Regions from separate parts of the Homo sapiens genome. Here region 1 is linked to region 2. A link is a loop called in an ENCODE intact Hi-C map of the cell type or tissue named here. Cell type or tissue: gastrocnemius medialis. All regions are shown on one strand. Each heading gives the region's core, and the rest is flanking DNA. Links, peaks and the distances in the headings are about the cores only.

The links. A loop is a pair of places that touch in the nucleus more often than their neighbours do. Peaks named below come from ENCODE experiments on the same cell type or tissue, not always from the same donor. Only the 100,000 strongest peaks of a DNase experiment are listed, where the experiment ranks them.
Region 1: a loop joins it to region 2, with 2.1 times the contacts of the local background. A loop is called at or near these places in 5 of 110 quality-filtered maps.

The regions. Positions count from the first base shown.
Region 1 is chr5:43,678,512-43,687,428 of GRCh38, reverse strand. All of the region lies in intron 19 of NNT (nicotinamide nucleotide transhydrogenase), which reads right to left. Among named protein-coding and RNA genes, the nearest start is that of NNT-AS1, 80 kb to the right of the region's middle. RefSeq lists enhancers at 3,667-3,836, 6,268-6,437. In gastrocnemius medialis, for the core only: no CTCF peak of the experiment used is centred there; a DNase peak (open chromatin) is centred at 3,358; H3K27ac peaks cover 5,812 bases.
Region 2 is chr5:43,624,713-43,634,550 of GRCh38, reverse strand. It overlaps NNT (nicotinamide nucleotide transhydrogenase), which reads right to left. Exons shown (of 22, transcript NM_182977.3): 7 at 6,164-6,351. Among named protein-coding and RNA genes, the nearest start is that of NNT-AS1, 26 kb to the right of the region's middle. RefSeq lists an enhancer at 2,970-3,264. In gastrocnemius medialis, for the core only: CTCF peaks have their summits at 3,039 (motif pointing left) and 7,356 (motif pointing left); DNase peaks (open chromatin) are centred at 3,130 and 7,310; H3K27ac peaks cover 6,168 bases.

The sequences.
Region 1 (8,917 bases), core at 1-8,000, 53 kb before region 2:
TGATGGCCAAAGCTCATCGATATTCCATCATCACATGAAGAATATCCAGAATTTCAACATGCAAAGCCTACCAACCTTTTAGTTCTTCTCTTTCAACTATGAACATTATCTTTTATTATGTATATGCTTAAAAAAGAATGAGCTATCCCTGACCATGACAAGATTCTACAGAGGAAAATAACTAAAATGAGGTCATAGAAAGATCTTGCAGGCTTTCAGAATTCTTCCTTTATGCATCTACTTCTTACTATACAATAACATAACTGGTTGACATGACTGTGCTCTCCTAAGAGTTCCTTGAGAATAGGAACAAACCATGTCTTATTTACCAGTTCCTGCCACTCTATTGCAAGGACTCCATTCAAGAGAGAGAAGGAGAGAAGGGGTTTTAAACAACACAGTGTGCCCAATAAAGTATACTGATTTATACACTATCTATGTCTCTTTTTAGAGAAAGGATTTAGAAAAGCAGTATAGGGTAGCAGTTAAGAGTTCTAGATTGCCACTGCCAGGTTCAAAGCATTTGAACAATTTACTTCTGTGTACCTCCATTCTTTCATGTGTACCATGGGATTGATAATAAAATCTCCTCAGAGGACTACTGAGGGATTTAAGTGATGTAGTTTGTATAAAAAGCTTTTCATACAAAGTGCTTTAGGCCAACACCTGGCAGACACAATTGTTCAATAAATGTACACAGCAATTATCCTGTTCAAATACATTTTTGTATAATAATATAAATGTTCATCTGTTTTTCAAATAAATGCATATTTTTAATAATCACTTAATACAAAGAAGCATACATTTTCACATTAAAACAAATGTTGATTTAATGTCAACACTTACTGGGTTGCTTTTCTAATTTTTATCTTGTAATGCCAGTAAAAATCAATAAAGTCCAATAAAAGCCAGAAATTATTTGTATTTGCAGCTACATCAAAAATACTAAAAAACTGTATAGTCAATCTAGATTGAGGCCAATAATTATAAACGTTGGGCTCCCTGGAAACTTGAACAAAACTAACATTCAAATACACATTTATTTTGATACAGTCAAATTTCAAAAGGCCATTTTTAACCATTTAACAGATATGATTAGGCAAAAATGTTGTTTCCTTGGTTGACAGATACAACAAATGTCATCAAATTAGGATAATCTCTTCAATATCTTGAAGCAAAAAAAAAAAAAATTCAACAGTATTTGTTATTTTCCTCTCTCAAATATGAAAACAATAGAGCCTTTCATGGAACATTAGATAATAAAAAAGCTCAGGCTTCAGTCATCAATTAAGAATAGACCCAGGCACAGTTCAAAAAAAGTAGAATAATCTACTCAAATGAAACAACCTGATCTTCAGAACCTTTTAAATTAACCAAGGAAGAATAAAAACTAATATAAGTGTATACAAGAACTATTCACGAATACTGAGTATACTTGGTAAAATATGAAGAAGAAGCAATTCAAAAAGTACTATTTTTTAAAAGCCTCTTTTATAATATATGGTGACATGAACCTCATTCTTTAGAGTTTTTCACAACTTCACATTAGATTTCAGATACCACATGTTTTAAAGGGGACACAACAACAGAAGTTTCCATGATCACAGACCATGGAGACAATATGTCCTACCAGAGTACACAGCAGCAGTTTTCTTGGGCATGTGAGGCTATTGAAGAATATAAAACATTCACCACATGGGTCCTACCACAACTGTTCAAATAAACTATGTTTTGCTTCTTGTATTATGGAAATATCCAGACCTAGTTCAGCAATAAACTATTAAGAATGTTTAATTAAATCAAGCATCCCAATTCAACAGTTACACAAAGAAACTGTAAGTACAATTGGGCCCCTTTCTAAACTATTTAGAGTGCTTTTTCCATTTTTCAGCTTCTTGCTATTATAAATAGTGACAAGGATCAACAGATTTTTTTAAAAAAAATAAGCTCTTTACAACCTTCAACTATTTGCTTACATGTTTTGTGAGTCACCATGCAAAATTTATGTCCATACTCCAAATGTTCAGTTACTTTCCCTTATTTTACTCTGTTTTACATTTTAAAATCAAGCTGGATATAGGGCAATGTACACTGATAGCATTTTGGAATTCTGCCTTCCCAATACTATCATCCCACAATTTTTCTAAATATGTTAATGATAACCTTCTAGGAGGTTGACAAATTAGGCAAAATACATAAACAGAAAATAAAAAGAAGGCTCATTTGTTAAACATCTACTAACTTCTCCTGTTTTAAAACTATAAATATTTATAAATCTATAAAACCTTAATGGTTTAAATAGAACTTAAAGATCTTCCAATCCAACTGCTTCTTAAGGTAGGAACTCTTCATTTAGAAATTATACCAAAAATGTTTGCACACTGTTTTGTCCCAAAAACAGGCTGGAAATTCCACTGTGGATACAATAAAAAGTCCGTAGTATGGGCTATAGCTCAAGGACCTTTGGAATTTTGTTTGTATGTGGCAGTGTTACATTCTGAGGAGGGTCTCTGGAGGTAATCAAATGATTCATTACTATATTCAGTATTTTTTTACATTTAATTATGCATTTCACCTGTGAAAAATATGATAGACTCCCTGAAAAGGCAAGTTTCTTTGGTTTATCACATGCTGATCAGAACTTCTGGTGACAGTTATAAATCATACTTATTAAAACTACAAGGAAAAGGTTTTTTTTTTAAGCAATCATTTTAGTGAATCAGTTCTGAATAAAAATTTCCAAATCATGGTGTCAGCAGGGTAATTGTTCCTGTTAGATAAATTATCCTTGGTAGTGAAAAGGCCTGGACCAACTGGGTCGGGCTAGTCTATCCATCCGAAGGGAAACATGGTAAGGAAGTGAAAAAAAAAAATTCCCGATGAGGCAACTGCTGTCCACAAAAACTAACGAATGAGATGGGTTGTAGAGTCAACATCTCTGGTGAGGCTTCCCAGGCAAAGGAATAAACACCTACCTTTCTAAAACCACCAAAATCCTTCTTAGAAGCAGCCGTTCTGATGAATTCACTCATATAATTCATAGTGAAAAAAAAGTGTTCATTTAACTTCCTAGAACTTTCTAAAAGCCAGAATTAGAGAACACTTTGTACTTTTCTTTTTTTGAAGGCAAATAAGGGCTGAACTGCTACTCTGTTTCTGAATTCTGTTGTTCATCCATGGCCTTCCCTTCTTCAGAAAAAAAAAAAAAAAATTATGAAAGAAAGCTTACGAAAATATCTCAGGGGAACAATTTTTCTAATGCAGAATAATAGACCTTGTCTTATGAATGTGAATCAGGAAATATTTGACAGGCTACAGTCACATTTTCCATCTGTACATGTGGCCTGTGACACTGAGGCCACCCAAAGAGATGAGCTGTCACCTAAGAAGGATCAGCTCAGATGGTCTGGTGCAAACATCAACGCAGTCCTCTATAAAACCATGTCCCAAAACTACCTTTTCCATCCTGAGGAGAGTAATTATAGATTGTGCCCAAATCTGGCTTTCCCATCGCTTAACCAAATCCAACTACCAGGCCCAGAATAGAAACTGTATGACTACTGACACTGTTTTGATTTTAAAATAGGCAACAAGATTATGAAGAATGATACCAGAAAAAAAAAATTCAATTTGCAACTAACTCTTGAATATTACATTCTGGCATATTATAGAGATTTAGTTAAAATTATACATAATTTCATCTTTCTGTCTGAATAATTTTTATGATGCTATTAAATGGCTGCTGGAATGCAATGGCTAATGAGCTCAATAAAATGAAAATTATTTATAAGCAAGATCCTTATTTATTTGTTCACATGAACTTCATTGTAAAAACTCAGCTCAAAGAGTTTCCTGTAACTAATACTAAAACCAGAAGCCAAAAATCACCCTGATGGTCAGTGACAATGATTTCATCAACAGTGAAAGTTTTTTCCTCAGATCACAGGAATGCCTGTGACAAGAGTTTATAAGGAATGCATCCTAGAGTGGTATGACCAAAAGAGGCTTTACAAAGCACCTAAAGCACAGGCTTTAATGCAGTCTTCTGTTCTTTCCACCATACCAATATGCTGTGGACAAGATAAAGCCAATCTGGGATGAAGGTGGCCACTTTCTAGGAGCATAACAGACACCTTTGATCTGGGAGATTACTAGCAACTCCACACAATAGGTTGAACATAGATGTGAGTGAATGCACATACTTTCTTTGGTTTTCCTCTCTTCCATCAAAGTTTCACTCATTTGACCAGTTACACGAATAACCCATACCCACTATCCTGCCACCATGTTTTTCGAGAAGGCAGCCCCAATGCAAAGTGCAAAGAAACACACCACATTCTTTGAGAAAACCAAAAGCGCTGGCTAATTCAAGGCCAAATAGTGGCAGCTATAACTTTGAAACTCTGATACAATAACCTATGTTACAGCTGTTCTCTGGTGTTTCAAGTAGCATTGAAATTGGGAGACAAATGGGCTTATAATCTCCAAGTCAGATTATCTTGAAGCCTATTAATTAATCAATTAATTAACTAATGTAAATTCCATAAGACCAGGAATTTTCAGCTGTTGTCTTCACTGAGGTATCCCCTGGACCTACAACAGTAGCTTAGGAAAGAGTAGTATATATTATAATTATTTGTTCAATGAATGGTTATGGATATGAATAGTGGTATCTTTATTTTATAAAAGTATTACAAAGCTGACATGAAACTGCTAAATAATGTCTATTTCGTTACTCAAATACTATACAAGATAATTTTAACTGGCCTAGTTTCTATTCTCGTCAGAAATACATGACTTTATTGCTTTACCAATTTGCAAGCCTTGACTCTTCCTCCACCCAAAAACATAACAAATCCAAGAAGGCTGGACTTTGTTTATCTGAATCATACTTATCCATGAAAAACAGGAAAATCCTGCCTGAGTGTGGTGGCTCACGCCTGTAATCCCAGCACTCTGGGAAGCCAAGGTGGGCAGATCACCTGAGGTCAGGAGTTTGAGACCAGCCTGGCCAACATGATGAAATCCCATTTCCACTAAAAATACAAAAATTAGTCAGGCGTGGTGGCGCATGCCTGTAATCCCAGCTACTTGGGAGGCTGAGGTGGGAGAATCGCTTAAACCTAGGAGGCGGAGGTTGCAGTGAGCCGAGATCACACCACTGAACTCCAAGCTAGGTGACAGAGCAAGATTCCAACAAAAAAAAAAAAAAAAAAAAAAGAATCCAGTTAGACAGTTAGATGGACAAAATATTTTATATTTTCAAGTGTCTTCAAAGAATCAATTTCTAAGTAAAAATAATATGTATTTAAACTTATAGCCATATTACACAAGACTGTAAAACATTATTAGACTGCAAATACCACAGGCAGCTAGATGTGTTTAGACAGTACATAAAAAATAAATGAAAATATTTATTTTTAAAAACATGCAAGATATTTCAGGTTGTAAAAAGTTTAAAATATCTCCTGGACAGCTAACTACTCCTTGCATTCTTACTACTACTCTACTTGTCTTAGCATACTATCACATTAAATGGAATTCATTCATTGATTGATCTGTTAATAGAGATTTCTTCATAACTATAAACTTTTGAGGACTGGACTTACGCATCCTTGTATGCTCAGTACCTAGCAATAAATTTCTCAGTAAGTTATTAGTAGAAGGATATAGCAGAACATTAACATGAAAGCAATACATAACATCAGCTAGTCAATCAAAGAAGTTGAGGCCGGGTGCGGTGGCTCACGCCTGTAATCCCAGCACTTTGGGAGGCTGAGGCAAGCAGTTTACTTGAGGTGAGGAGTTCAAGACCAGCCTGGCCAACGTGGCGAAACCCCGTCTCTACCAAAAATACAAAAATTAGCCAGGTGTGGTGGTATGCGCCTGTAGTCCCAGCTACTTGGCAGGCTGAGGCAGGAGAATTGCTTTGAACCCGGGAGGCAGAGGTTGCAGTGAGCTGAAATCATGCCACTGCCCTCCAGCCTGGGTGACAAGAGTGAAACTCCATCTCAAAAACAAAATAATAATTAAAAAAAATAAGTTGAAAGTTGTTCAATAAATTCAAATGACTTCTGTGATAATTCAAGCAATGATTTATAGAAAGAAAATCAAGCAGTAATTATAATAAAAAAATTCTACCCCTTTCTTTTTTTTTTTTTTTTTTTTTGAGAAGGAGCCTCGCTCTGTCACCCAGGCTGGAGTGCAATGGCACGATCTTGGCTCACTGCGAGCTCCACCTCCTGGGTTCACGCCATTCTCCTGCCTCACCCTCCCGAGTAGCTGGGACTACAGGTGCCCGCCACCATGCCTGGCTAATCTTTTGTATTTTTAGTAGAGACGGGGTTTCACCATGTTAGCTAGGATGGTCTTGATCTCCTGACCTCTTGGTCTGCCTGCCTCAGCCTCCCAAAGTGCTGGGATTACAGGCATATTCTACCCCTCCCTAATTACTCAATGGGAACATTATCTCTGCCTTATAATGAAAAGCCTATCATATAATCAGTCCAAAAATTGGGAAGGAAAAAGACAAAATATCTGTGGCTCTTACGTCGTAAGATTGTTGTCATAAAATCCTTTTAGACATCAAGCAGAAGTTAGGTAAGCTATACAGGCATTCTGGGCTACTGGGAAGCAAATGATATCTTGGCCACTAACAAAAGTCTAAGCCAGTGAACTTTCATGACATTCTAAAATGAGTTCTTGTCATGAAATGTCATGTGCTTCATTATATAATCTTAGCTCGTGAGCATATTATGACTATGGGCAAAGTAAAGGAAAACAGGAGTGTCTCTAAATCAATCATGGGCCATGAAGCCAGACAGACTGTATGACAGATGCGATTTTTCTTGGCACCACTTGGGTATAACTAATTGATGACAATCATATGTCCACACTGGCACATTTCCACAGGGGATGTGTGTGAATATGTCACCACATCTGGATGCTAGGCATGCTGGGGTCCTGAGGCACAAAGACCTGCTAACTCCAGAGGCCCAGCAGCTGTACTCAATGAACACCGTGGGAGCTCCACAGAGTGATGAAAGGACTAAATTACTGCAAACTGTAAATACAGATTTATTTCATTAAAATATGAGGTAACTGCTGCAGCCATCTCTTGTTCAAACAGACGTTTGCCCTTTAAAAAAAAAAGGAAAAAAGCTAGCATCTATGTATATACATATTCCTAACTTCGTAAAGAAAATTTGCATTTCTCCTGTGAAAAGCTAACACACGCACAAAGCAAAATCACAAAGTTTCTACAAATCTCTTTCAATAAAAAAAATTCACACAGAAAAATATGATGATCTGCTGTCATAATTTTAGCAAGAATAGTCCTCTTCCATTTAATTCAAATGGAAGATTTACATAATTTGTTACAAAGTTCATGTTGAAAATTCAACATACTATAGTAAAAAAAAACTACAATATATTAATATATTTTACCTTTAATATGAAAGAAAGATGACTATAAATAACTTACAAATAGAGAAACTAGACTGAATTAATAATCTTATTCTGATCCTACATAATAAATTATTAATAAATTTATAAAATTATTTGAACTATGTTAATAATTATGTGAAGCAATGAAAAGCTCTCTCATGAAAAGGCTTTGGTCCTATTCACACAATTACTTCAATAAAAAATGTAGAACTGAAAAACTATTCATATATGTATAATTAAATATTTCTCTTAAACCTTTCATCAAATAATTACTCTTCCCAAGCACTGTCACAGAAATCATCCTACAACAGTAGTTTATATCATGTCCTCATAGATAAAATTCTAATTTTAATCAGATCAGAAACAAAAAATTCATTTGTCTTATCCTTTTTCCTTTCAGATCATTTTTCCCATCTCTCTTATTTCCTTTGACATTTCCCTTAAGATGCTGCCTTCCTTCAAGCTACACTACAGTCACGATGTTCTTCACTCCACATCCACCTATTTAACACTGGACTGATTTTCCAAGATGTCTGGTTAACCTAGGCTGATCAACAGGTAACAAGAGAGGTATGCCAAATTAATCCTTCCCTTCCCTAAGGATAATTAAGACATGAAAGGCATTTTTCTTTCTCTATTATGATTGCCACCCATCTCCTAAATATTTATGTGGTGAAAGAGGGCATTACGAATACATTACACTTTTTCACATCTGGACTAAATAGAGAAAACAGTTTCTTTTTAGGAAAATCATAAAACGTTGTTTAACATATCATTTTCACTTGCAGGCCTACAAATGTTCTCAGCAGCAAAATGATGGCTTTAAAAAGCACAGCTTAATATCCTATGTAAAAATTGGAATAAGTAACTAAAAAGTAGACTTCTTATACAAAAATTTAAAAATAAAGTCAATGACTTTTCTCATCTTCTACCTTCAATTCATCTAAGACTCTCAATAAACATGAAAATCTTGTCACAGAAATGCTGGTCCCACCACAAAATAGTATTTTGATTCTATATATTTGACAAACACAGACTATAGATTGGAGGAAGGAGTGGAGAAGGAGTGAGACAAGAAAGGAAGTGTAGGAAACAAAGGAAGGAAGAAATAAAGTGCAGCTGACACTAATACAATTAACTGCCGACACTAATACAATTAAGGTAGCCCCCTGATTTCATCATCTAAGTTTCTTTCACCACTACTAGTAGCTGGGACATTCCAGCCAGAGATTAAGATTCTGCATCCAGTCCAGCACAAGTACTCTGACTGGCTAACTCAGCTAACTCAGCAAAACAGTAACCAGGGCACAGGTTTATTACTTGGTCTTGCTCTTCAAGGCCTCTCTTTTAAGACCTTTTGTTTTTATTCAGTGTGACCGGAAACCAAAAAGATACAACTTGATGTAGTTAAAATGCTTCGCTTGACCTCTTTCCTCAAATCAAACCACAGAGAAACAAGACATCCGATTTC
Region 2 (9,838 bases), core at 1-8,000:
ACAAAAAAAGTAATATAAAAGAATTGGGAATAACTGATCTATAGCATATAGTTTTGTCCTTTATGATCATAATGCATACAGAATAAGAAAATGAATAATAAATCCTTACTTTTGGGAAAAACTTTAGTCATCAAAAACAATATTTCTTTGTGGAATTACACAACTAGAGAGTATAGTTATTCTTGTATCAATCACTCTCTTGCCCGAAAGCACAGGTTTCAACAATTACTATGGAAAGTCATTCTTTTGCGCTATATTTCCACTCCATATGAAAGATAAATTTAACAAGACAGATGGAGAACAAAGCAACATCTCAGGTTCATATATGTAAGGAACTTGCATATTGGAGGAAAACACCTCCCACCCAATTCTCCAGAGACATGGAAAATTACCACAGAAGTCCACATCCTTTGAGGGGTGTATTTTACAGATCCTAACAAGTATAGATAAAAACAAAAAGTATGGCCACCCTAATCTGGATTGTGCCTAAAAAGAGACACAAGTACATATGGCATAAGGTATTTTAATTTACAATCAAGCAATGAATATGTTCCTTCCTCTCTGACAGGACACTTTCTAATTCCCAAACAGCCCTTCCACTACTTCCTAATTCTATCTCCTGAGAGGTCTAGCTAGCCAGCCACCTCAAACTGCAGACTGGGCATGTGTTCCAGTTTTGAATAATTTAAGAAAGTTAAGTTCCCAAGCTTAAATTAGCCTCTGCAATGTTCCTATCCAAAAGTGAACCAACAGAGTGTTCTATAAGAATTTGGGGACAGCACTGAAAAAAATGAAAGGAACTGTACCAACCAAGACCTAAGGAAGGTATCCAGAATTATTAGTTCAGCAACATTTGCTAAGCCACCATTGTGTACAAACCACTATGCCAAGCGCTGGCATAAATCAAAGACTCCTGCTGCACTCACTGGGAGACAAGATAACTGAGGAATGATGGGACTAAGCACTGCTGTAATAGGAAGAACAAGCAAAGTTCTTTGAGTGCAGAAAAAAGAAAAAAGAACACTACTGCTGAGCAGGAGGCAATAGAAACTATGGAGGATGTAGTAATTGAGTTGAGTAGGATTTCAAAAAGCAGGGAAGGGCAAGGATAGTATTCCAAAGAGAAGGAGCAATATGTGCAAAGGCAAAAAAGTATCTTGGCCCATTTGAGGAGATAATAGCAGTCAACATGGCTGAAATCAGGCCCAGAGAATAAGATATTAGTTTAACACCAGACCCAAAAGCTAAATCAGGACCAGATAATGAAAGCCAAGAAATACCTCCAAGGAATGCAAACTTTATACCACAGGTAATTGGGGAGTGGGAGACTATGATCCAACTCTGTTCAGTTTAGATGGCTTGTTTCATCTAATGATGCTGGGAACCCAAGTCGCCCAAGCTACTGTCATCATTGCTAAACAAAAACCCAGGCCTTAGAATAGCTATGGTTCCCCTAAATTAGTAAGGACTAGACCTGAGGTGGGAAACGGGAGAGCTGGGAAGGTATAGGACTTAGCATGTGCTCCATAGTTCTCTTCATTCTCATTGGAACTTAGGTGAAATTTGCCCAAGACACAGTCAGTGCAAAATCACCATGATTCCTTCTCACCCCACACCATACTCCCCTCCCCAACGTACTTATCAGATTTTCAACCTGATTCAGTCCCTTCCTGATTAACTATTCTATGTCTATGAAAAGTTTCTCTAAAAGGGTTTCAGATCACTAGGGATGCTAAAAAATCCTGTGTCTCAAAAGGCTTAGCAGAAAAGATTATGAGCACAGCCTGAACATTACCAGACAGCAGGGCTGCCTTACTTTTTAATGGTAGCCCCAAAGGTCAACGAGCTGGACAGGAAAGTAGAGAGCTTTTCTTTGTGTGCACAGCACCACAAAGCGGGGCTGTCAGCTTGGCCCCATCCTCAAGTTACCTGCATTAAGTGAAATTCTCACCTTTAACCCATCACTCAACCCAATAGGGGGGTGAGATGACGGTTTAAGATATCAGGCAGCATAACAACTAGCTAGCTACAGAACTATCTCATTCCACATACAATCTACGTAAGTACAAGTTCATTGTTTTTTCAAGACCACCAAGTGACGTATACCTAGGACAATAAAAATTTACTAACTCCGTAAAGTTGCTCCCTGAAACTAGTTACTTACCTGTGTCTGCCTCTCAACATTCTTATCCACACCAGGCCTTCAGTCCAGCCTTCCAGGGATCTCAGTCTATAAATCTTAGCTTAGAGAATTTCTGACATTTGACTTAATCCCCTTTGAATCCACTCAAGGAAAACTTCAGAACAATTTCTGCTCTGAGGGTCATTCAAGAGTCAGATACATCATCAGGGGACCCAGGCAAAGGCTCAGGACATAAACCAGTAAAGGTATAATGCCAAGGATATTGTTTTCCAAAGGGCATTTGTACCTTCATGTACTCTTTCAGTCATTTTTGTTAAATGCTCATGCTTTCCGTTTTCAGTGCCCCAGAGATAGGAAAGATCTTTAGAAAAATCACCTTCTTCCATATAATATTCTAATTCACTTTTTTCTTTCTTCCCTTTTTTTTTTTTTTTTTTTCCCAAAAGAAACTGAAGGCCTTTTTCAGCCAGCCTTTTGAGGGTGAGCTCTGGGCTGAGGTACTGATCAAGGACTTTCTGTAAATTTAATGTTCACATTAATCTTCAGATCGTGGCTTCAGAAAACAAGAAAGGCTTAGTGGAACAGATTAATAAAACTTCTTCAACTAGTCTTCAAGACTGTCATACAGTCTGACCTTTTACTAAAGTATGCTAACTATAAACTACTTATAAAAAATAAAATATTATGGGGAGAGGGGAAGGCCCTGAAAGTCAGTATGTGTTTATAAAATAAATCTTGAGTACTATCACTGACATCTAGCTCTGTAATCAATAATAAATCTATATACTCTATTCAAATTATCCCTAGCTCTTTAGAGTATGAGTTGACTAAATAAAACTAGCTTCCTATCCACATGGCTTACTCCATGAGTAAATGTTTTAGCACCCTCTACTGGCCACTTGTTACATCTAATCCTCTCATAACTTCCCCGCTAATGCGCAGCTGCCTCTCAGAGGTCAGATGGTGGCTGCAGCATATGTCACCCCATTCCTTCCTCAGAACCACCTGTGAAACAGCTGAGCCAGGAGCCACTGCCACACAAGGAAAGGATGAATCCTGAAGTGCTCTCCTGACACTGCTTGTGCCTGAGTTATGTCTTCACTGACAGATTTCACAAACACTATCCTGGGTCCGGGGTTTGTCTGATCTGCATGCACCTCCAGAAACCAACCACAGGCCTCATTCCTACACTTACAGATGCTCCCATTGCCTGAGCCCTGCCGAAACCCCCATATCAGACTCCTACCTGTCTGCTTCATCTAGCCGCTCTGGGGGGATGCGGTTATCTGGAGAGACGAGCTCACCTATCACCTGGGTTAACAGAGGACAGAAAGAAAAACACATTTGGAAGGCTTGTTTTCCCCAACAAGCTCACAGATCTGATGCCAATCAATTCTTTGTCCTTGGGTTTATATTAGCCAGGTTTTTTGTTGTGGGGGAAGCTACTGGAGGAGAGTTTCTCCTCTTTCATAGCCTCATGACAAAGCAAATTCTAATTCTCCACAGCACCTCAGAGAAAGTGAGGCTCCTTCACTAGGATCTAACATAAGCAACCAAGAACCCTTTAAGCTCTCATTATATGACCCACTTTCTTTCAGAAAGGAAAAAATTAGAGTCAGTATGGTATTCATTATTCAATAACAAAAGGAAAGGATAGGTGAAGAGAAGAGGTGAGACTATAAAAGGTGGACAGTTTCTTCACTCCCAAATCTTGTTAGATCAAGCTACTGCTTACTGATTAATAAACACTTATTGGTTTGACATCAGTCATGCACTGAGTACAAAATACTCTTTAGAAGGAGATTTGTAAAGGGACTAGAAAGTAATTCCTACCATCAAAAAGCTCACAATTTGGCTGAAAACATGTCAAAGGAAATAATTTAAAACTGACAAAGGGTCATTCCCATAAGTAAAAATATACACTGAAAATTCCATAAATACATATACATACAAAGTCCCCTCTCTCTCACATATATAGAAAAATATGATCAAAATATTAATAACAGTCATCTCTCTGGTAGAACTTCAAATGATCTGTATTTTTTTTCTTATTTATCACCACAGTTTGAATTTCCTACAAGGAGAAGGTAGTATCTTAACAAAGAAAATGTAAATAAATTAACAATCAATTTATCAAGGGTTTGAGCAGAGGAACCTGCTTATGAATATAATATTGTACATACATCAAGCAATGGTGCTGGGATAATTGGCAAGCCACATGCAGAAGAATGAAGCTGGATCCTCACCCCTCACCTTATACAAAAATTAACTCAAAAATGGATCAAACACTTAAATCTAAGACCTGAAACGATAAAAATTCTAGAACATAACATCAGAAAAACTCTTCTAGACACTGGCTTGGGCAAAGAGTTCATGACCAAGAACCAGAAAGCAAATGTAACAAAAACCAAGACAAATAGATGGCACTTAGTTAAACTAAAAAGCTTTTGCACAGTAAAAGAAATAATCAGAGTAAACAGACAACCCAGGATGGGAGAAAATTTTCACAAACTATGCATCTGACAAATGACTAATATCCAGAATCTACAAGGAACTCAAACAAATCAGCAAGAAAAAAATAAATAATCCCATCAAAAAGTGGACAAAGGACATGAATAGACAATTATCAAAAGAAGATATACAAATGGCCAACGAACATATGAAAAAATGCTCAACATCACTAATGATCATGGAAATGCAAATCAAAACTACAATGAGATACCACCTTACTCCTGCAAGAATGGCCATAATTTAAAAATCAAAAAATAACTGATGTTGGCATGGATGTAGTGAAAAGGGAACACTTTTACACTGCTAGTGGGAATGTAAACTAGTACAACCACTATGGAAAGCAGCATGGAGATTCCTTAAAGAACTAAAGTAGAACTACCATTTGATTCAGCAGTCTCACTACTTGGTATCTACCCAGAGGAAAAGAAGTCATTATATAGAAAAGACATTGCATACACATGTTTATAGCAGCACAATTCACAGTTGCAAAAATATGAAACCAGCCTAAATGCGCATCAACCAACGAGTAGATAAACATACATATACATATATACACACACCATGGAATACCACTCAGCCACAAAAAGGAACAAAATAATGGCATTCACAGAAACTTGGATGGAGTTAGAGACCATTATTCTAAGTGAAGTAACTCAGGAATTAAAAACTAAACATTGTTAAAAGTGGAAGCTAAGCTATGATATAATGGGCTTTGGGGACTCAGGGGTTAAGAGTGGGAGGGGGGGTGAGGGATAAAAGACTAAACATTGTGTACAGTGTATACTGCTCAGGTGACAGGTGCACCAAAATCTCAGAAATCACCACTAAAGAACTTTTCTATGCAACCAAACACCACCTGCTCCCCAAAAGCTATTGAAGTTGTTTAAGTTGCAGAGAAAATAATAGTAATAATAATCTTTTCTAAATAAATGGCGTTTTATTCTTCGGAAAAAAAAAAAAACATTGTACACACAGTATAATCTATGAATTTATATAAAAATTCACAAAAGGGCTAGGCGTGGTAACTCACGCCTGTAATCCCAGCACTTTGGGAGACCAAGGCGGGCGGATCACCTGAGGTCAGGAGTTTGAGACCAGCCTGGCCAACATGGCAAAACCCCGACTCTACTAAAAACATAAAGATTAACCAGACGTGGTGGTGGACACCTGTAATCCCAGTTACTTGGGAGGCTGAGGCAGAAGAATCGCCTGAACCCAGGAGACGGAGGTTGCAGTGAGCTGAGACCATGCCACCGCACTCCAGCCTGGGCAACAAGAGCAAGACTTCATCTCAAAAAAAAAATTTTTTCACAGAAAAAATACTTGAAGGAAATTATTAATGACTATGAATTTTGTCATATATTTTCTCGTTTTCTAGTACTTTTATAATAGAAAGTACTAGATCCTTCCTTAAAGAAATTCAAATGTTAAGCAATCATTCACTCTCGCTTTTTTTTAAAAAAAAAGAGTAAAAGTGCTTTTAAAATAACCGTTTACTTAATGGCATACCTGGAATAAGTGCTGTGCTGATAAGGATGTCTACCTCCTTGCATTGTTGAGCAAAGAGTTTCATTTCAGCTTCAATGAACTCTTTGGACATCTCTTTTGCATATCCTCCTTGTCCCTCACCAGATTCCTTCAAGTCCACCTCCAAGGGCTCAGCACCAAGAGACTTGAACTGTTCCAAAGCTGCAGCTCTAGGGTGATTGTTAAAGTGGAAAGAGTAGTTATTTCAGGCCCTAATAAAGAAGTCAAGATCATCATTTACATATACCTTTTTAAGAACAACAAACTATATATTCAAAAGTCAACAGTCCCTTTGATTTCGTACTTAATTGTTCCAATTTTTTTCTAAAGGCAAGTAACATATTTATGAGAATATTCTTTTCTGAAAGAAAAAAAACTACTGAGAATTCCAACTTCTACTTAGTTAAGTTGCAAAAGCGATTTCACAATTGCCAACTCCAGTAATCAATTATGTTCCTTATGACCCCGATGTGGATGATGATGTGATACCTCATATACATCAGGATTTGATATCATTCAAATCACTCAGGATGAGGTTTTTCACTTGTAAATATTCTGAATTTGTTCTTACTAGAGACCTTTCCCACAAAAATAACTCTTTATATGTAAAATTATTCTAATAAAGTGATTTTTACCCCCCAACCAGTCCTTATTAAATTGTGTTTGCAAAAAGTAACCTATAAATAGTAGTAAAGGGTAAAATATGAAAAGCCAACACATTTAAATTATATAAAAATAAATTCAGTTTTAAATAAATAAATAAATGCTACCCAAGTACTGTCTCCTGGTTGGAAAACCACAGCCAACAAACACCTCAGTTCTGTGGTGGACGTGCATGTAACTCATCAATATCCATTCCACTATGGTAAATCTCAAACCCCCCTAATGACAATAATCACTCAGGGTACTTGTTAAAAATTCAAATTCCCAGGCCCCTTCCCAGACCCAGTGAATTATAATCTCCAGCAAGCAGGCCAGACACTATATTATTTTTAGCAAGAGCTGCAGTTCATCCTTGTCATCAGGGAAGTTTGGGAAACCGTGATCTGAGCCAATAAATCCCTAGCAACCATCATGTTCAAGAGTATGCATAAAGGGTAGGACATACAGTCCATGGTTGAGCAAGAGGTTCTCCCTCTGCTGGCTTGAGCAAGGAATCTGGTAGCCCAGATTGCCCCCTGGAGGTAAAGTTGCAACCACAAGTGGAATCAGCCTTAGGAGGAAGACAAAGCCAAGGACAGCAGAGAGGAGTGACAGAAACTGGTCCTTGATAGCACGGAGGAGCATCTCACTCTAATGTGAAAAGGAAGTCATTCCCCTGGATTCTCAGTTAGAAGAAATAATACATTTTCTAATGGTTTAAGCCAATCTGAGTTGGTGTTCCATTTGTGGCAGCCATAGGGATATAGTTCTTTAAAAAGCTTCAGAATTGTCTACCAATATTAATAAGAATTAGATGAATTCAAAATGTTATATTTGTATTTATATGTTATATATATACACACATACATATATGTGTGTATATGTGTGTATACACAGACATATATATTATATATACACATATACATATATATACACATACATATATGTATATAAAATAATCCAAATTTTGTTCTAAAGTTATATATATATAATTTCTATAAGAAATTACACCAAAATATCACTAGCAATTATATCTGGCTGATAGAATAATAAAAGGTATTTTCACTTTCATCCTTATGTTTCTCTCTATTTTTCAATAATGAATATGCATCATTAGAAATATAAGCTATTTCTAAATCTTTGTAGTTATATCTTTGCCCATAAAATAATCTCATAATTTAAAAACATTATAACATATTAGCATTTAAAATGTGTATATCTTTTGATTCCAATATTTCCTTAGAATTTATCTAAGGAAATAATGAGATATCTCCATAAATGTATGTTCTCAGATATAAAGTCATCCCTCAGTATCCATGGGGAATTGGTTCCATGATCCCCCTGAGATATCAAAATCCACGGATGATCAAGCCCCTTATAAAAGACAGTGTAGTATTTGCACGTAGCCTACATACATCTTCCCAAATAGTTTAAATCATCTCTAGATTATTTATAATGCCTAATAAATGTAAATGTTATGTAAATAGTTGTTATACCATATTGTTTAGAGAATAATGACAAGAAAAATGAAATTGGTACTAGCTCAGTACAAACACAATCATTTTTTCTGAATATTTTTGATCTGGTTGAACCCACAGATAATAGAACATGGATAGAGGGCTTACTGTATGTACATGTATATGTATATTGACCTACAGAGTATTGTTTAAATATAGCAAAAAATGAGGCCTAGTTAAATAAATTGCTGTACTTCTCTATACAATGGAATCTTCTGCAGCCACTAAAAATATTTATAGGTAAGGAAAGATCTTCATGATCTACTGTTAATTGAAAAAAGATAAATGGAACAGTAAAATTACATTTTTAATTAATGTGTAGATGAGGAAACACATAAAAAAAATCTCTAGGCAGTGAGACTTTAAGGTATTTTATTTTCTGTTCTTGTGCTTTTTCACATTTTTCCGAATTGGAAGAATAATCATGTACTATTTTATGATAGGAAAGAAAGCAAGGATTTTATATATTTAAACTTTGTGATACAAGCATTAGGCAAGATAATCACTATTGCTAAGAGGGGTATCTCCTAGTTATTGTTTGAAAGAATTCAAAAATCAGACCATTTAAATACCATTGGGCAATGAGCTGTCTGTAAGTTTTTAGGATATTTAACTGAAAATACATACCACTCAATCTTCCAACAAGAATTTAAAATCAAGTATGTTTTCCAATACATTTGGATTTCATATTTATAATATGAAACCAAACCCATCTCAAAATAGTGACTAGAGTAACTAATGAGCTATAATTCTTAGAAAAGTATTAAATCACTTCAGCCACATCTTTCTTCATTGTACACTTGAGATACCCGTATAACAAACTTAATAAATTATAAAGAAAAATTGAGTTTTTGTATTTTTCTAATATAAGCAACAGCCATATTCTAGCTGTTGATTCTGTACACAATCTAAAAAATGACATCAATATACTAAATTCTCAGTAGTTCACCCACCACCAAGTTTCAAATCACCTTTAAGTCAAATACATACATTTCCATTTTAATACTACTGTCCACTACAATGAAAACTTAAACGACCGGCTTTCTATGGGCTTGGAGGTCTTGAGAAAACTTCACATCAACAAACAGTAAAAATAAAATGACAGGATCAATGGCATGCTTAACTCTAGCTATCCTTGGTTTGTGTCCTGGTTACTTTGGAAATGCCTTATTTTCTCATTTCAGCAGGACAGCTTTTTATCAGTATATCACTTTAACTCTAGATAAAGACTATTAACCATATTCTATGGAACATTCTTTACTCTGAAAAGTCACATTCTTCCAACTTTGAATGGTTGCTTTTTTCTTTTTTGATCATTCTATGTTCAAGATTAACAGTAGTATTATTCCTCCAGTACCCTCAGCTGATAATAAATGACTACATTTTTCAACCTCAAAAATTATTAAAACACATATTAACTGTACTCGACTGACATTTAATAAAATCCAGTGTCTAGTGTCTTCTGAAATGAAGAAGAATTTTAATCAAACTTCTCTTT